4 separate regions of the Mus musculus genome follow, and all the other regions are linked to region 1. The links are chromatin loops, found by intact Hi-C in ENCODE. Cell type or tissue: heart. All regions are shown on one strand.

Region 1 (5,000 bases):
TTTTGAGGGCTTTTAGTTCTTGTGTCTGACAGATGGTTTTAGAGAGGAAGCAGGTCTGGTACCTGGTACCATTTACACAGGCATAGTCCAGAAGGAAGGCAGAGAATGGGAAGCTGGAAAGCGTAAAGCAGGTAGAAAAAAGCATAGGAGAGCCTGTCTGGACTGCGAGTAAGGAAGCCCCGCCCCCACGCACTACAGACCACCAGCACTGCTGCCACCGCCCCATCCTCTCCTTGAATCTTGAATCCATACGCCTCCACCTCAGCCTCCCAAGCGTTGGGGTCGTAATTACACACTACGAATCCCAACACGAAAACATAAACCACAAAAGAAAACTAAAACTTTTTTGGTAAGTAGAACATCAACAAAATGAAGTATTTTCACAACGTATATAATAATATAGTTAGAGAACTGCTAGAATATCTATCCACAGGTATAGCGTTGCATGTTAACAATAAAAGGGGAAGCCAGTTTTAAATAGAGTCAGAGGAGATGGCAGTGCCCACAAGGGGAGTCTAAAGGCCAAGCAGAGTAAGAAGAGCTACACAAGCACACTGGAAAACCAGAGATGCGTAACTTAGAGCAAGGTGTCTTCTACACCCGTGCTGATAGCAAAATGCTGGCAGACAGAATAGCAAACATTGCTGAGGGCAGTGAGAATAAAAATAGATCCAGCTGTTTAGTGCACACATCATCTGGACATTAATAATATATAAATAAATAAAATAAAAATAAAACATTAAGTTCTGTAGAGGCAGACAGCTTAATTCCTTTCATATCTCCTAGTATGACATCTCAAAGACAGAACAGCACCTGCGCACAAAACTGTCCTTCATGGACTATTTTGATCAGTGAGTGAGCAGTTATTATTGCATTATGTGAATTCTTAAGTAATTAAGTCTTTTTTGCTCTAAAATAAATTCTGCTTACAAGTCCATTATATAGTAAGTCCGGAGTGACTTGTAAGATGAATTTACAACCTAGGAAAAGTGTTTATTCAAGTGTTTGGTACAAAGCAAGCTTTATTTTAGCTTTCTTATTGAAAAAGTCCATTTGCATCTATTCCAAAAACGAAAGGAAGGGAGAAGAAGGAAGGAAGAACAAGGAGGAGAGTAAGGGTTTCCTCTGCACTGGAAATATGGCAGGGCTGGCCACACCCCTCGTTAATGACGTCACAGTCATGTGACATAGCCAGGCCTCAAACACATCCAGCATCACCTCTCCTGATTGCAGTGTGGCTTTGAAACCATGCCTCCTTCAGGCCCTGCAGGAGATGTCTATCGTCTGGCCTTGACCATCAGTTCCGTTCCTCTCAGATGAACAGTAGCCCACCACGTCAAGAGCTGGCCCTGCGCTTTTACCCACACCTATGATTGTTCTGCCAGTCTCCTGTGCTAGGTTTTACATCTGTCAGTCCAGGGCTTGACTGTTCATGGGAGGTAGGTATATTCTGTGTCCTTCGAAAAACACCCTTACTCTTGGGGAAAAAAAAAAAGCTTCCCACAAGACGATACCTTCTACTGTTTTCTCATTTCTTTAATTTGTGAAGGTTTTCAACTTCTGTTTCCACTATAGCCTTCTAAAAAGATAGGCCAATTGGGATAAGATATCATGAAACTGCATGACTTCCACAAAGACGCACCATTTACTGCTAGGAAATGAGCTGGCATGCTTTAGGTTTTAAACATAATCAGAAGGGGAAAAAAAATCCATAGATAGTCTTAGTCCCCAGTTAAGCAAGTCTCTGTATATTGTATCTTTCTCTATATATCATATTCCAGGAGCATATTTAATTTTAAATGCATCTTTTGTGTGACCATCACTCTGGACTCTGACACATCATAGGCCATAAATTTTTGTTTAAAAGCTTTTTTAAAAATTAAAAAAAAACAAAAACAAAAAAACCCACAGAACCTATAGCCTTCTTTTCTCTGTGCACTGCAATGTCTATCTATCCACTAGAGGGCAGCACATGACTTTAATGACGCGCTTCCCCATCCTTCCTGAAGGCCCTCTTATGGACATGGGTGGCCACCAGTTACAAAGCCCAGGAATTTATGTTTGTTCTCAACAGTAACTCTTATTTCAAGAAACCTGAATACAATTCTGTCCTCAAAAGTAGCTCATGTACTTCCAAGCACAGCCTGGATTTTTACATGAAACTATACATATTTTGATTTTAAAATACCTTTATATAAGATATACTTCTCTTTTCTCTTTTCCCCTACTGTGAATGTGTTTGTTGAATGCTTACACCAGTTTTTAGATCAGATTCTCAGCACATGCCTGATGCCAGTACTTGAGGAACAAAGGTGGGGAGGATCACAGAGAGTTGGAGGCCAGCCTCGTCTACCGAGCAAACCCCAAGCCAGTCAGCACTGCACAGCAAGACACTGTCTCAATTAATTAAGATAAGATTGACTGCAGCATTCTCTAGGCAATGAGACTAGGTGTCGGAAAGGATTAGCTCGGCAGGTTGGATCACAGAACTGGACTTCATCCACTTGTAGTGTTGGGACATGTAGCCAATATGTTTATTGTATTTATGCCTGCAGTTGAAAGCTTAAATGCATTTAATAAGCAGATCACGTGCTTGTCTTTAGCAATACAAATGCCTCGAGCCTCTTTGTGTAAGCCAGTGTTCTGGACTTCATTGATAAGCCCATGCTTTTAAAATATAGGAACTCCTCAATTTCTAAAAACTGTACCAAGGGGCTAGAGGGATAACTCAGTGCAAGAAACACTGGCTGCTCTTTCAAAGAACCAGGGTTTGCTTCCCAGCACCTATAAGGCAGCTCACAGCCCCAAGTGATCTGACACCCTCTTCTGGCCTCTGTGGGCACCAAGAGTTCGCATGACTCACACAGACATACCTGTAGACTAAAGATCCAGCTACCAAAAATAAAAATAACACAGAAAATAAAAGTAAAAGGAAAATATAACTAGCCCATATTATACTTCCATGTTTCTTGCTCATGCTGCAACCACTGTTAATACCTCTTAAGTCACCCATCACTCAAGTGAGGAATATATTTTAAATTTTCTGTATTCTCTTTCTTTTCTTTTTTTTTTCTGGGTTTCTCTGCATAGCCCTGGCTGTCCTGGAACTCACTCTGTAGACCAGACTGGCCTTGAACTCAAAAATCCTCCTGCCTCTGCCTCCCAAGTGCTAGGATTAAAGGCATGTGCCACCACTGCCTGGCTCCATATTCTCTTCCAGCTCTCCATGTCCAGTCTCTCACATGCTAACCTATAACTATCAGACCTTGGCTCTTTAGGATGAGTAAGGGGCTTGCTTAGCCTCAGGGAAGCCCTACCTCCTATCCTTGAGTTATTTCCTTTTCTGTTGCTGTGCTAAAACACCTTGATCTTATAGAAGGGCAGGTTTATCTGAGTTTGTGGTTCCAGAGGGGTAACTATCCATCATGGCACAGACACATGGGAGCAAGCAGCAGGCACAGCGGCTGGAGCAGGGTGCTGAAAGCTTACGTCATGGAGCACAGGCACAGAGCAGAGAGAACAACGTGTGAGTATGGCCTTAGCTCTCAAAGTCCCATCAGCAGTGACAGGCCTCCTCCACCAAAGGCCAGACCTCCTCAACCTCCCCCTAACACTGCCACCAGCTGGGGGCCAGAGGTTCGAATGCCTCTGAGCAACATTCTCATTCAACACACTACAGTCTTCAATCTGGAAAAGAAACAAACATAAACACGAAGCTCAAAAGTAAAAAAGAATCAGGCTGGAGAAATGGAGCACGCACTGGTCTGCCAGAAGAGCCAAACTCAGTTCCCAGCACCCACATCAGCTCACAGCCACCTTCCACTGCCGTTTTAGTGGGACCCAATGTCTCCGGCTTCCATGGTCACCTGAGGACATGCACACACACATACATACATACACAAACACCACTTTAAAAATTATAAAGTTAAACTTTAAAAAAAAAAAGCTTCCTGAAGTTGTAGTCCACTGGAGACATGGTCAGCCTTGAAAAGGCAAAAAGAAAGCAAGAGGTTACCCAGGCATTTTCCTCTCTGTGATCAAGGCAGCCAGGCTTCTAGTAAAGCAGCTAGGGTCTTCGCTAGGCCTCATCTCCCCCAACAAAACTGACAGCAAGCTCCCTTCACACAGCTGACCCCACTGATCTTCTAGTGGAGTCTGTTTCAACAGTGTCTATCAGTAACATCTAATGTTCCTGGTAATACCATTTTAAAACAAATACAAAACAGTCTCCTAAGCCAAATGGAATTTTTTTCCTACATAAAAGAAGGGCAGTTCAGAGACCTAGGCCACTGCTGTTCTTATCCAGTCTAGGAATCAAGCAGCCTCTGGGATCCTGCCCTCCTCCGTCACTCATTTTAGTCATGGAGGAAACTGAAGACCAGCTCCTACTGGTTAACTTACGTTTGTCGGTTTGGGGTTTTCTTGTGTTGTTTTGTTCTGAGAAATCGTTCTCAAATTCCTACCCAGTCAGTGCTGGCTGCATCACACTGGTTTGTAAGCCACAGAACTTCAGCTGCACAAAAAGGGACCAAGAATTTGCCGTTCTTTTAGTCAGAAATGTTCCCACCATTTAGGGCTCTGTTACCAAGAAAGGAGATGAGCAACACTGGAAAGAAACTGACAATGCCTACCACATGTTAATTCAAAGTTCCCTGATAATAGTGACATACTGGGAGCAATTTAAATGGTCTGGAGAAGAAATGGTTAAGGGAAATGCAAAATGTTTGTATATTAAGCTAATATTTTAACTCTGACTAAGATGCAGTGTCAAGCAAAATAGGATTATGAATGTAAAATCAAATATCTGAAAACCTTCTTTTAATACTAACAGTCATTACCTAAGCACTCTGGTTAGTAAGGTAATTTTACTCTGCACCTTTCCATGTGTTTTGCATGTTTTACAAAGAGCATACAGTATTTACATGATTACCGTGCAAAGAAAAAGACACTAGAGGCTTGGGAGAAGCCCAGCAGGTAAAGCCCTTGCTACACAAGTGTAA
Region 2 (5,000 bases), 160 kb after region 1:
TGTGATAAGAACATGATAGCCTATTAAATAACTCTTAATGGCTTCTATAAAGGAAGCTGTTATATCAGTCATAATGATCACTGTTTCCAGTTTTCTCTGTATAAATCTGACAGAAAACAAGGGAATTCTGGAGGTGTGTGCCATAAAATATCCAGTCTCTTTTAAAAACATGTTTCTCTGTATTTTAAATGTCCTAAACTTGGTAGTTTCTAGCCTTTATAACTTCAATTACCAATTTGAAAGCCAAATGTTAAACAACTGGTTATTTGCTTCTAAAACTCAATACTACTAAAAAGGAATGTTTTGTTGTGTGTTTTAAAATAATTTGGGAATACTACTTGTATATTTAAATTTCAAAAGTTTTTTTTTTTAACCATTTACATCAAAGTCTAAGGCCAGTCATACATCTAATAACATAAAATAAATGAGGATTCTGTGGGGGTTTTTTTCTTGGTTTTGGTTTTTGTTTTTCTTGTTTTTTCTACCGTTTTTAGGTGGGTTATAGAAAGACTGTGTATGAGTTCATAAACAGTGCGGCATGACTTGGAGCCAATTGTACATTTCTTTTTCACTGTTCACATTGCAGCTTTACACAGAGCACCTTAGAATTGGGGAGGTTTTGGTGTTATTTTCTTTTTACCATCTCCCTTAGATACTTTGTTTTAAATATATACCTGCTCTGCCTGCCTGCAAGAGGTGAGAAGTAGGAAACTTCACAAGCTAGTAAGTTTTGTAGCCAGTGTTTCAATATCATTCACCCTTGCCTTTGCAGGCTTGTCCAACTTAGTCCCTGTAATGTGAAAAACCATTGAGGGCACCAGCCTGGAGTCACCTTGTCCTGTGCTGGAATTTGGTATATTCTATATGATTATGTACAAAAAAAAAAAAAAAAGAATGGTCTGTTGGCTTTTCTGTATATAATTGAAGTTTAAGTACTGTGACTATATAATAGCAGGCCATAATCACAGCTGAGTAGCTGAGTTCTTCTCTTTTGTTAGTGAGAAACTGAAAGGTAAATATTTGTTTCATTTTATTAGGTGTCTTAAATTTTTTTGCTACGAAGAAAGTAATGCCTGTATTTTGAAAGTTTCATATTAAGTGCTGAGAGTGTGGCTTAGTGGTAAACACTTTGTGTATGGTGTACATACCATACAAAGGCCCTAGGTTCACTCCCTAGGATACAAGACAAGCCTTTTAGTAGATGAAAGGAAAACGTAATAGTTTGGTATCATGATTAAGGATAATCTCGTCTTGTACTTGACCTTTTAATATATATAGTCAAATATCATAGTAAATAAATTAATAACTTCTACTTTTAAAACTATTGCCTAGTCCAGCTGGGCAGCAGTGGTGCACACCTTTAATTCCAACCCTTGGGAGGCAGAGACGGGTGGCTCTCTGTGAGTTCAAGTCCAGCCTAGTCCACAGAACTACACACAAAGCAAAACCAACCAAACGTACAAACAAAAATAATGTCTATTCTGGCTTAATGTTTTCCTGATTTTAGAAGTTAGTTGCGTGTAATTTATATGCAGTAAGGTATGAATTTGATGGGAAGCTTTTTTATTTCTGCCTTTTCCTTTTTTGAGATAGGGTTTCTTAGGGGTTCACTCTGGTCCAGGCTGGCCTGGAACTCACAGCAAATCCCCTGCCTCCGCCCCACAATTGCTGGGATCAAAGATGTGTGCTATCATGCCTGGCTTTCATTTGAGAAATGAAGTATACTTCGTGGATTAGGAAGAGCATCAGGATGCAGGGAAGTGACATTGCCCTGACATTGTCAAGAGGCAGCTGGTGGTCAGCACCTTCTGCCTTAACTTGAAGTTTCACAAGTTCACATTTTGAGGAGAGGGCAAATAATGTGAGTAGAAGGTATTGTATGAAGAAAGTTTAATAACTGAAAAAGAAATTCTGGCTTTAAAAAAATAAAAGATTTAATTCTTTGTAGTGTATCCTGAAAACATAAAGCAAATACCACTATTCCACATTACACTGTTAAAACTGAAGTTGGTGAAAGACATTGTTGATTAGTGCACTCCTGTTTGTTGTAAACCCTTGAGTGCTGAGACACAGCTTGATCTGTTATCTAGGCTAACCTAGAACTTGCTATTTTCCTGCTTGAAGCTCCCAAGTAGTTGAGATTACAGGTGTGTGTGCCACCATGCCTGGTTCTGATTTCCTTGCAGAAGTCCTTTATAGAGATGAAAGACCCCACCACCACCACGATGACTCCAGAAAGATGGCAGAATGTATGTCTGTCCTTGGATTTGTCTTTATTGGTCTCTTTCCCACTGGATATCACTCCTTAGAACTTACTGATACACACTCAGTAGGCATCTTCCTATGAAACCTGTATTTATTTTGGTTACAAAAATATCCTTGATTATACCTTCATTAACATTTATTTACATTTTTTATGTGAATTATGCTTGACAAAGTACACCTCTCTTGCTCTCTGTGGGAGTTGACTATAAGACTGCCTCTTCCTTGGCCCATGGACACCAAAACATATGTGACTCTCTTATGTGACTTGCTATGGAATTTGAATAGAGCCTATGGACATCCTCTCTCTTATGTTTAACTCATCTCTTGGTTATTATATAATGTAAATGCTCTATGAATCAGATTGCTTCTTAAGGAATAATAACAAAAGACAATTTTGTGGTCAGTGCAGACACAAACTTTTTTCTTTTAAATTTTCATCCTGTTGTTAATTAAGTACACAGATATAGAACCTGTTAAGTACTGTGGGTTCATTTTACTATCTGTTTATCACGCGATTCTTCATGTCCAGTGTATGATGTTTGTCACGTAGACTACATTTGTGTGCATATTGCCTATGCAGTGTGGATTTAGAGAGGCTCCAGTTGCTCGCAGCTCATGTTTATTAGTGACTCTATTGTAATTGTCTAAAGTGCATTGTGTTATTCTGAAATAATCAGAGCTCGCTGTTCAGCCAGCCTCACAGGAAGGAGGCTGACTTGTCATGTGGCGCCACCTGGTGACGGCCCTCTTCCCAGTTTAAGGATTTACAGAATATTGTCAGTGATTCCAAAAATATCTTCTAGGTTATATAGCTAGGAGAATCCTGGGATTCACACACCTAGCCCTTCACTTACTCTTGAAGACATGAGACAACCTATAAAACATAAAATGAGGACTCAATTCCCTTTGCAGAACAGAAAACAGAAATTTAGTACTCTGTCCAAATTCACTTATCAAGGCAGTCAACATATTTCAGTTTTGGCCTTTATTATGCTTAGCAGTTAGAAAAAGAAGGTAGAACATTTCTTTCCATATTGTCTTTTAAGAAGAGAAGTATAGGGCTGGAGAGATGGCTCAGTGGGTAAGAGTACCCGACTGCTCTTCCAAAGGTCTGGAGTTCAAATCCCAGCAACCACATGGTGGCTCACAACAAGATCTGACTCCCTCTTCTGGTGTGTCTGAAGACAGCTACAGTGTACTTACATGTAATAAATAAATCTTAAAAAAAAAAAAAAGAAGAAGAAGTATATATTGAGAGTACCAGGAATAGGTGGGTTTTTAAAGTACGTGTGAAGATGGAGGAAGAAGGTAGTGTATGTGAAACAATTGATACGTTGCCTATCATAGAAGAATTGCTTAATTAGCTGCTAATGCCTTTTTATAACACAAGGTATTTTGACAGCCATCCTGTGTCTTGTAAAGATTTTTATCAAGTGATTTTTCTGTTGAGATTTAAGTATTTGTTTCTTGTCTTTAAAAACAAAGGTCTTACGAGCTTTGTTGAACTAGATTTCCAATCTGCTATGCTGACACTGTCATATCTCCCTCTCCCATCCAGAATTGTCAGAAAGTTTTGGTTTTATTTCAGTTTCTATTTGCTTTTCCAGTCCCTCCCAGTGCTCGGCTCCGCACATCCTCATGTCCTTGTTAGTAAACCCAGCAGGCTTCTTTCTAACCCAGGTCACTCTAGGATTTAACCAGGCTTGAAAGTCACTCTTGGAAGCACTTGTCTTGCTCTTCTAGTACCACAAGTGTGGCACTGATTCAATTTCAAGCTGTGGCTTCTGGGTTTTACATGTGTCTGTGTCATTTAGCCTCATAAGGCACTGTCTTAGGTCATGTTCTAGTTTTATATTTTTAATTTTGCTGAGATTTAGGCTTTATTCTTGAGGGGGGGCAGTTAAGACAGGATTTCTCTATGAAGATCTGGCTATTCTGAAACTGTAGCCCAGGCTGGCCCTTAATTCATTGATCTACCTGTTTTCCCAATTCTGGGAATCAGGGTGTGTGCTGCCATTGCCCAGCTGACTTTCATCACTTGGGAAGCCAAGGCAGGAAGATCATAACTTGGAGGCCAACTTGGAATGCAATATCAAGACCCTGTCTCATAAAAAGAAAAAAAGTTATGGCTGCCACTTCTGTGAGTAAAGGCACTCTCATCAAACCTGATGACCAGTGAGCTCCACGTGCTAAGAGCTGGCTCCTGGGTGGTTGTGGTATCCCCCTTAATCCCAGCAGAGGCAGGTGAATTGGAGGCCAGCCTGGTCTACTAAGCAAGTTCTAGAATTGTCGAGGCTACACAGAAGAGAACTGTCTCAGGGTAGGGACATTTGTGTGGTGTGGCACATGCAAATACATACAGAGAAAACAAATGTCATTTTAAAAAATCGGAGTTATTTGTTTAGTGATATGTCTCCTATGTCCTACATGAATGAATTATGTTAATTTGGGGTAGTTTGATTAACATTTGTTTTCTTAATTTAGTGTATGAAAATGATGATCAGCTTCTGTGGGATCCAGAGTGTTTACCAGAAGAGAAAGTGGTTGTCTTTCTTAAGGATGCGTCTAGAAGGACAGGGGATGAGAAAGGTGTGGAAGCAATCCCTGAAGGCTCGCATATCAAAGACAATGAGCAGGTCCGTGAGTAAGGATAACGCCGTGGGTCTCCTCATAAAGGGCATTCCTCAGTGCGGGCGCTCGTCCACCGGGACTCCCTTATTACAGCGCCTACTGAC
Region 3 (5,000 bases), 330 kb after region 1:
AGTCCACTTGCCCCACAACCTTGTTGATGGCTTCTCTCCCCCAGCACTCCAGAACTATGAAAGCTATCCAGCAGGGAAGGATTTCTAGGTCAGCACAGGTGGATTTCTCTAAGTTTTGTCATCAAAATGTGTGATATCTTCTGCAATAGGGTCTTATCAAGTTCTGGTGAGAAACCAAAAGCAATGTCAATAGCCTGTGTTTGAGGGGTCTCTGGGAGTCCCAAGTCCAACCACTCAAGGGGAATATCCATACCTGTCAGTGGGTAGTTTATTTGTGACTTCTGGAAAGAACATTTTCCACGGTGTTGGGTAGCTCCATTTAAGTACATATTTAAGAAGTTTGTCGAGGTTTCCATGTTCTCCCCCAAGCATCCCAATGTTAATTATCCATTTCTCCACATCTTCCTCTGTCTTCTCTTCCCACCCCTTCCCCAAGTATCTGTCTGTTTGTTCCTCCATATCACCTGTGCTCTGTTCAGAGTGCAAAGAGCAAGTGGCTGTGATTTGTTCAGACACGAATGGGGACATCTACATCATACGCCTTCCTCTAAGGTTCAGAGAATATCACTGAAGAGGAGGTGGGGAGATTGTATGAGTCAGAGGTCAGGGCAGACTGGGGAGAAACAGTGTCATCTAAATATGACAGGACCATTGTATTTACAGCAGCTGTGGGAGCCTGTGTAAGACTTGCAGAAGACCAAGCCAGTCAATGGTCCAGCATGGAGTGGAAGGGGCTCAGATGAAGACCACTGACTCTGCATGGGAGCTATTGACGGCTGCTGGAGGAGGGGGTTCCCCTCCCCACTGGGGAGGTGGTGGTAGAGGGTGTTCTCTGGTAGGTCAATCACTCATTGGGTTTCCCACCCCACATGTGTGTATGGGCCACATTAATTAAACTCAGTGGGTTACTGAAAAAAAAAAAGAGGGCACGAAATTGTGAAGGGAATATGGGGTCATCCTGGAATATAATAGAAATACATTATAGGCATATATGAAATTCTCAAATAACAGAAATCTTATATTATAAAAAACCAAAACCACCAACAAAAATACAGAGCTGAAGTCCTTTAAGAAAGATAAGCATATGAAAGTGACCAATGTCAGGGCTTGATAGATGGCTCAGTGGTTAAGAGCACAGCTGCTCTTCCAGAAGTCCCGAGTTCAATTCCAAGCAACCACATAGCAATTCATCGTTGATGCCTTCTTCCGGTGTGCAGACTTACACACGTACAAAACACTTATGTAAGGAAATAAATATTGAAAAAAAGGAAGTGACCAATGTCAGAGACTGGAACCTCATTTTCATCCATGACCAAGAACTACATGTAAGAAACAAAACATGTCTACATGTCTAACATATAAATGAGGGGGCTGGCAGGCACTATGTAAATGGCTCATAAAATGTCTCAGCCAGTTATCATTGATCTTCTCCTGCCCCAGTCTTCCACGAGCTGGGACTAGAAGGGTGTGTCACTATACCCAGAAAAATATCACTATCTTTAAATGAAGTTAAGTATTGGTAAGTTACCATTAATTATAGCATACTGAATACTCACCCCAACCCCCTTCCCTTCCTTTTGGCTTTCTCTATCTATCTAATTCTCTTCTTACTTTTGTTGTGTTGTTGTTGTTGTTTTTTGTTGTTTTTGTTTTTTTAGGTTTTAAGACAGAGTCTTACTCTGTAGACCATGCTGACCTGGGATTGACCATGGAATCTGCCAACCTGGTTTTGAATTCAAAGTCATCTTCTGGTTTCAGCCTCTTAAATGGTAGAACTGAAGAGATAAACCACCATGCCCTCGTTTGAGTTTTAAAATGTTTAAGTTCTCTAGGGTTCTGTCTCCCAACTTCTATTTTCTCTTAACCCATCTACCCCTTTCCTCAATGGTACCCAAGGTCTGACTCATCTCTTCCTTACTGGTGACTCTGCTAGTTATGTTCCCAGCTCCCATTGGGTTGTAGAACCATGTTCACTCTATGACTGCTTATAAATATTTCCACAGCCCATCTAGCGGATGTGATGGATTGAATACGCCTAAACCTTCAGTGTAGTCATGCTCTCTGTCCACCTTTGTCAATCCCTGCTTCATGATGTCTTCCTTGCAGTAACCATATGATATTGATCACCACCATGAAGTGTCTGTCACACATTAGATAAATATTTGTTGAATACATAAATAGTTGAATACATAAATAGTATTTTTATCTTTAATGTGTGTCTTAGGTAGCCTATTAGAAAACCAGAATAATTCATATAATCACAAAGCATCTTTTTTTTTTTTGGCTCTGGTGGGTAGCTGCAGCTCCCACAGAATCATGCCTGCCAGTATTCACACTCCTTTGTAAAACATTCCCACAATGAAATCTGGTCTTAGGACACTCCAGGAGCTGTTGTCATGAATACTGCTGACCACTTATAAGTCTGGTGTCCTAGAGCGATCATGGTGAAACAGTCTTTCATATTTAGTCTTATTTTTATGCACCTTTATCTAGGACTGAGGGATGATTGTTAGTAAGTAATCGGGATGCTGGAGTTAATGTTATACCTACGATCAGAATGATCAGTGCAGCTTCAAGTCAAGGCATCATAGTTCTCCAGCAGCCCCTGGAATCGCTTTCCTTTTGGCAGAACTGGTGTAGAAACTACAGCAGGCACGGTTTTGCATGGATCCAACACAGCCATGCCAAGTACCAAGGAGGTGTAGAGTTCCTGGCAGGTAGCTTAAATCTGGGCTATCCTCCTCCCACCACACGGGGGCGAGACGGCGCCACAGTCCGTACAGCCGCAGCCGGCCAGGACTGGGACTGGGGAAACGGACTTGGCTCTCACAAGGGCGGAGCAAAAAGCGCCGGAGAGGTCCCCAGGGCAGGAAGTGAGGGGGCGGGGCTTGGGAAAGGTGTGCGCCTGCGCGGAGCCGGCTGTTGGATTCCGCTCGGGCTGTGGCTTCAGTGCGCGCTCACGGTGACGGCTCGGCGTTCTTCCAGAGCGGGGCGGGGAGGGCGGAGAGGGGAGCGGGGCCCGGGGGATTCGGGGACCGCGGTGGGCCTAGGCCGTGCCGGACGAGGCGAACGGCTCGGTGGGTGGAGCTTTCTGGAAGTTTGCCTCCCGCCTCGGGTGGTGGCTTCCTCCTAAGCGGCGCTTCCTCCAGGCGTTGCCGGTCTGGCCTGTGCGGGTCTCCCCTCCGCCTCGCCGCTCGTCCTTGTGCAGAGCGACACATGCTCTCCTGCCCCAGCTCGCAGCATTAGCGCAGTCGGAGCAGTTCCAGGGAGCTCATTGGTTTCCTCAAAAACTTGTATTCAAGGATCACTTGTTATAATACTTAGCACTCGCGGTGTGACGGGGAGCAACTGTGCTGGGGCAAACCTCCGCCAGAAATGTTAGTCCCAGCAGATGAAAACCCCACATTTGGAATTTAGGAGTTCATCGCCTCCTAGCGTCTCTCAAGGTCTTGGAGCCCTCTTAAAAGGATTTAACTTCATAGGCATCATCCCGAGCCAAGATGCAGGGGTGCGGTGTGACATTTGGAAGCTTAAGAGCCAACCCTGATAACTTACTTTTTTTTTTTTTTTTTTTTTTTAAGAAGCTGTCCATCATGTGTACTTAGCTGGAATGATTATTTTAAAGTGCATGTCCTATTTTTGCCAATCTGACAGCTGTTTCCATAGAAACTAGAGAAGAAATTGTAGTTTTCAGTAAGAGTTGTTAAAACTGTCTCCTAGCCATCAGCAGTGAGTGCGAGTGAGTGCGCACTACTTGCTCATTCTGAGATGGCACTTGAAGAACTAAGGGTTTGAAATGTTCTTAGAGGCTAGCAATCCAAATTGTGTAATTTTCTCACATCATTAATTTCCTAATCCTACAAGTCTGCCAGCTATGTTTGTTGGCCTGCCACAGTTCTTTGAAGAGCACACGTCAGTCCCAGTTCTTCTTAGGTGCTGTGTAGTGTAGTGACTGGCTCTTTGAAAATGTATAAACAGATTTCTTTCCCCATTAAAAACATTTTTTTTTTGAAGGATTAATCAGTGATTACGGATTAACAACTACGGTTTCTATTCTGGATGGCACTTGATTGCCAGTGTTAGAAATGCTAATGATTTTAATTATGTACCTAGTGTTTGGAGCTTTTGTTTTTACCTTCTATGGGTAGACTACGTTAAATATGTTTGCACCTGCTCTGAAATGAGCACTTTTCTCATGAGCAGATAGATCCCAGCAGTTCGAATAGGGTGCATGACATTTGGAAGAGAGTTTATTTTCTGAGGGGGGATATCTATACACTAGATGTTCTGTCATTTAGCAGTGGATGAAGGAGGCTTGGAGAAGGTGCCTTTGGAACTGGGAAGCTGGAAGCAACATTAGGAAGTTTATTGAAAAGCTCACAGATAACCAGTGGAAATTACAGAAGAGCTTGCTTGGCTTAGGATTCACAAAGTAACATACCCTGTAAACACTTAAATTGCCCAGAAAGAGGAAATACTGGATTCCTCATAAACACCGTTCTGCCCCCTGAATTTCACGTAGGCTTTTTATAAGACTTATATCTGTATCTATTCGTGTGTTTGTCTTTACTAGCTTTACTGATTGGGCAGGCATTTTTGTCTTGTCTTTGCTTTTTATCTGCTACACAGAGTGGCGTCTGACTTGTAGCATTCATTCCTATAATGATTTATCAATGAATTAATGAATCAATGACTAAAACAATCCTTAACCAATGAGATACAGGAATGTTTGGTTAAGATGATCAACTTTTATTAATTTGGTTGGCAACATTTTAAAATAGGTAAATTTCACATTAAGACTGAATTTGTAGCGTTTGCAGAAACGTTTGTAACATTTGGCAACATAAAAAACAAATTTTGTTATATAGTTGGGCCTCCTTTGTGTGACTGTTCACATCTGCCTGGCCTTGCTGCAGCTTGCCTGCATCTATCACACTAACCCGCACTGTGCAGAGCTGTCCTCTTATTCATTTTAATAAAAATGAAGCAGAGTACAAATT
Region 4 (5,000 bases), 270 kb before region 1:
AGAGAATCATAAGAGATAAATCCATACAGCAGCCACCTTTCTTTCAAAATAACCTTTCAATATTCTGAGGAACACCTGTTTGCTGGAGAGGCCCACACAATCTCTCCCAGATTCCCATTCCTCACAATATAAAAACACACTATGTCGTGGCTTAAATATGCATAGGAGAAATATCAGGTGTTCAAGACAAGCAACTTACGTTCCTTGTGTCTTTTTGGACATTTATGTCTTCAGGTTCATAAGACTGTTGGTGGGCACCTAAAGGAGATAAAATGTGTAAAATACTTAAAACGATGCCTGAAATACATTGCATGTTCACTGTTCACAGAAACCATCATTCACTGTCAAATCAGTACCCTGCCACTCACAGATTCTTGGCAGGAATCCTTTGTGAGCAGCTGCACAGGTCTCACAGAAGAGAGAGATCTTGCTGAATGTGGAGTCTTGCTGAAGCATTGCTTAAGGTGCTGCAAGCACGGCTTAGAGAGCTGAGCTGAGTGAGATCCTGGGCCATCAGTATTGGCCTGCTGCTTTAATTTACCCAGAGATCATTTTTATATAGAAAAATTGTTTATTTCAAGATTTACGATTGCTTGTGAATGGAAAAGTCCACCTCACAAATTGAACCAATAAATTTACGCATTGGGTTTAGAAAGCAGCAGAGGAATTTTAAATGCAAACTTCAGAAGGAGATGGGGAAGCAGCTGAGGTGTTAGCTCAGATACCTAAAATTACACTGAGATTTTTATAGCTGCACAGGGTGAGTTACTTACTCTGAGATGGGGAAAATACATAGATATAGGCATACAGTGCACACACACACAAAACCATGCATAAACAGGAAATATATTTGCATATATTTTAAAAGTGTTCTTTGTATATAGGCACTTAAAGTGAAAAAACGCTAAAAATAAATATATCAAAATATATGCAAGATTTTTATGTGAAAAATATGGATGTTTGTTGAAAGGCTTTAAAGACCTAAGTAAATGTTCACCGATTTTAAGATAGATTCCCTCCATCTCCTCACCTCAAATAAAATGAATAATAAAATCCCACCGAAGGTCTTCATATAACTTAATGGGCTGTGTCTTAGTTAGGGTCATCATTGCTGTGATGAAACACCATAGCTAAACAACTTGTGAGGGGAAAGAATTTGTTTGACTTATGGTTCCAAATCACTGTTCATCACCAAAGGAAGCCAAGACAGGACCTCAAACAGGGCAGGAACCTAGAGGAAAGAAGTGATACAGAGGCCATGGAGGGATGCTGCTTACAGGCTTGCTCATTATTGATTGCTTAGCCTGATTTCTTATAGAACCCAGGACCACAAGTCTAAATATGGTACCACTCTCAATAGGCTGAACTCTCCATCAATCAATAATTAAGAAAACACCCTAGAGCCTTACCTATAACCTGATCTTATGGAGACTTGAGCTTGTGTCAAGTTGACATGAAACTATCCAGCACAGATTATAATCGGCTATTTAGTGTTCTCCTTAAAATACTGTATTAAATTCTAACATGTAGCAACCCCAGAATGCTAGTGTTTTAGGGGAAAGGATCAATGGAGGGGTGACACAGTTGCAATGAGGTCATTGGTACAGGCCCCAACCCAACATGACTAGTGATTTTAGTAAGTATGGATCCGAGTCTGAAGCACCTCTGCAAAAATCCCCAGGATTCTGTATCCTGGAACAATGAGCTGGACCAGGAACCTATGGATGTTGATAGAGACAGTGGTCCTGTATTATGGAAGGGGAGTGGTAGTCTCAAGAGTAGAAACGAGCTGCTGAGCAGGGACCATAGGAGCTCAAGAGCTCAGACCACCTGAGTTTACCATCCTATGTTTACATAGAACTACTTTCTCATGACCTCGTCTTGTATTTGCTGTTCATTGCTGTTGTAGGGGTAGAGAGGAATTTTAGTCTTTATGCCAACTTGATTCTTTCATCTGGTAATCATGATGCCCCATTTCGGTGCCACTACTCTACTGTCAAAGTACCTTCATAAAAAAGGAAAATCTGAAAATAGACAAGGATAAAGAAAAGATAACATGAAGACACTCTGAGTAGAACATGCCATTTTTAAGTCAAGAGTATCTGAAGCAAACATTTTTCTCACGAACCTCAAAGGGGAACCAAACCCTTAATCTTGGACTCCGGAGCTGTATGAATATAAATTTCTGTTGCTTGAGCCACTAAATATGTATTACTTGTTATAACTTAATATTGAGGAGCAAGGGATCATGAATACGCAAGTTTCAAAATAATTCTAAGAAGGGTGTTAGCATGTTATTTTAAGTTATGTTGACTAATGCAGGGTAGTCTGTGAAGAGATAGTATTATTTCAGCTTTGTATCACTGTTCAAAAATACTCAAAATAATTAACCAACAAGAGAAAATGCCTATATGATTCACAAGTTTTGAGAGTCTAGTTTAGGACTGACTGATTCCATGAGTTGGGGCTTCTGCTGGGGGCATTGGATGTCAATGGTGGGTCATGTGACCAATCACAGCAGCTGATGTTACAACCAGAAAGCAGGATCTAACCCAGCAACCTCAGGACCTCTCCTTAGGACCCACCTCTGAGGATCCACTACCTCCAAGTAGTAGCACCCTGGAAGCCAAGATGTTAGTACAAGGACCTTTGAAGACATTTCTCTAAATCATAGCAGAGACATAGACTAGTGGAATCAAATAGAAAGGACAAAGACATAGACTGTATTTTAGTGATATTGAAAGATGACAGACAGCAAAAGACATGGTACAAGTGTTGGGACAATGTGATTTGCTTGGGAAAATTGAAATTTGATTCTTACCTTGTACAAACATAAAATGTCACTGCCAGTAGATGGCGCTTAATACAGAGCTCCATACTGGTTAAACTGCAGAGAATAAGAAAACTGTGGAGGGCTCAGTGTAAATGGGGCATGGGTATCACACCTCCTCCATTCAGGGCTCAGGGATCATGGAAAAAGATGGAGCTAGAAGATTGTAAGAGCCAGAGATTGCTCAGAACTGTTGCAAAGCAGTGTTTTCTGGACATGATAGTCACCTTGCACACAAGAACTCAACTGGCTGTGGCTGTGCACACTACCTACATTAGATCAAGCCAATAAAAATACAAATGTGGATGGTGGAGAGACCCACAAAGCTCCATCCTAGCTGAGGAGTTCTTGGTAGTTGGTGGTTGCCAATAGAGGGAGTATTGGTTTTCTTCTGAAATGCAGCTGTGGTAGTTGCCCAAGATAGAGTAAATGATCTCATTCCCACAACATGTCCTCATAGCACCAATTGAACTCAGTGGTTAAAAAGGACATACATGAACATAAGAGGAAGGACACGAACATAAGAGGAAGATGTGGTTTCAGGGGAGAAGTTAGAGGGGAGGGACTGAAGGTGAATTTCATCAAAACACATTGTAAACATATATGGCATTCTCAAAAAATAATTAGAATTTTTTAATTAAAAATAAATTTCTACCAAATAGAACAAAGTCTGAATTCTAGGAGAAATCACATTTGCAATCTAGAATATAGGACACTATCTTGGACAGGAAAGTGCCATTAAACCAGACTCAAAAGACATCCATAGTGGGTGGAGAGATGGCTCAGCCATTAAGAGCACTGGGTGCTCTTCCAGAAGTCCTGAGTTCAGTTCCCAGCAACCACATGGTAGCTCATAAAACCATCTGTAATGGGATTTGATGCCCTCTTCTGGTGTGTCTGAAGACAGCAACAGCGTACTCATAGACATGAAGTAAGTAAATCTTTTTCTCAATCAGCACAAAGGAAAGGCTGGGAATAACTCAACTACAGTAAAATTAAACATGTATGTTTACAAAAGACAATAAGAAATTAGGGAAAAGACACATTTACACCAGGAAAATTATTCAGAGTAAACATAACTGAAATTCACCAATGGCTATTACAGTTGAGTAAGGAAAACAAAATAACTATATTGCCTAAAAGGGCAAACTATATATGCATAGCAGTTTGTCGAGCAGGAGGATAAAGAGATGCTCAAAGCAAATTAAAACCAACCCTTACTGAGGTAAATGTTAAAAAATCTAGTACTAACCAATGCTGGGAAGGGTGTGTCCCTCTCGTGGAGAGTAATGGATAGAGCCTATTCTGAGAACTAGTTAGCAATAGTTAATCAACTTGAAAATAAAAATCCACTTAATAATTCACTAATCCAGCTCCCCCTCCCGTGTGTGTGTATGTACAAAGAACATATATACATTTATATGCATGTACTTTCAGTAGAAAATCATTGAAGAGTCTTTCTACATGCAAATGGGTCCATAATCTTTTTTTTTAGCAGTAAGTGAATATGAGCACCACAATAAACATGCTTGATTCTCACAACCTAAGTAATTACATTTTAAATGAAAATGTATGATATATATGTGTATATATATATGCATATTATATATATGACTTCTCTGCCACTGTACATCTGTTAGAATGTATAAACATATATATATATATATATATATATATATATATATATATATATATATATATACACATACACACACACACTGTTGATATCAAGCTAAAGTGAAGCCATTGTTAATAGTAACATACATGGAGTGTTAAAAATATATTGCCTAAGAATTGAAATCTCAGACTGGGGAGATGTTGTAGTCAGTAAAGTGCTCACTGAACAAGCGTGAAGATCTAAGTTCAGATCCCAGTGCTCACATAAAAGCTGCATTTCATTGGGCATCTCTATAACCCTAGCACAGAGCTAGGGTGTTTGGAGTTCAGTAAAAGATTCTGCCTCAAAACCTAAGGCAGGAAGTAACAAAGGAAAACATCTAATGTCGACTCTACCACCACTCACACAAGCACGCACACACACTTACTCCATCACCACCTACACACACACTCACACGCACTTACACACAGAGGGGAGGTGGGAGGGAAGGAGAGAGGATAAGGGAATGAGGGAGGGATGAAGGGAAGAAAGGAAAGAACAGAAACCTCAAGT

Evidence for each region. Peaks named below come from ENCODE experiments on the same cell type or tissue, not always from the same donor. Only the 100,000 strongest peaks of a DNase experiment are listed, where the experiment ranks them.
Region 2: it touches region 1 in a loop (12-fold over the local background); 33 of 42 quality-filtered maps call a loop at or near these places.
Region 3: a loop joins it to region 1, with 3 times the contacts of the local background. A loop is called at or near these places in 2 of 42 quality-filtered maps.
Region 4: it touches region 1 in a loop (2.2-fold over the local background); 3 of 42 quality-filtered maps call a loop at or near these places.

What each region holds. Positions count from the first base shown.
Region 1 is chr4:102,985,148-102,990,147 of GRCm38, forward strand. It overlaps Tctex1d1 (Tctex1 domain containing 1), which reads left to right and starts at 1,232. Exons shown (of 5, transcript NM_001163767.1): 1 at 1,232-1,439; 2 at 3,409-3,526. The coding sequence starts at 3,426. It overlaps Gm12709 (predicted gene 12709), which reads right to left and starts at 4,608. Exons shown (of 4, transcript NR_040444.1): 1 at 4,402-4,608. In heart, a CTCF peak has its summit at 1,963 (motif pointing right); no DNase peak of the experiment used is centred here.
Region 2 is chr4:103,143,550-103,148,549 of GRCm38, forward strand. It overlaps Mier1 (MEIR1 treanscription regulator), which reads left to right. Exons shown (of 13, transcript NM_001039081.2): 8 at 4,750-4,901. Among named protein-coding and RNA genes, the nearest start is that of Mier1, 27 kb to the left of the region's middle. In heart, a CTCF peak has its summit at 2,998 (motif pointing left); no DNase peak of the experiment used is centred here.
Region 3 is chr4:103,310,922-103,315,921 of GRCm38, forward strand. Oma1 (OMA1 zinc metallopeptidase) reads left to right here and starts at 2,925. Exons shown (of 9, transcript NM_025909.3): 1 at 2,925-2,962. It overlaps 4930456L15Rik (RIKEN cDNA 4930456L15 gene), which reads left to right. Exons shown (of 4, transcript NR_045887.1): 4 at 664-911. Gm36523 (a long non-coding RNA gene) reads right to left here and starts at 2,801. Exons shown (of 6, transcript XR_867961.2): 1 at 2,551-2,801; 2 at 1-1,237. In heart, CTCF peaks have their summits at 2,748 and 3,438; a DNase peak (open chromatin) is centred at 2,880; H3K4me3 peaks cover 1,395 bases; H3K27ac peaks cover 896 bases.
Region 4 is chr4:102,716,874-102,721,873 of GRCm38, forward strand. No RefSeq gene overlaps it. Among named protein-coding and RNA genes, the nearest start is that of Gm24869, 17 kb to the right of the region's middle. In heart, a CTCF peak has its summit at 2,852 (motif pointing right); no DNase peak of the experiment used is centred here.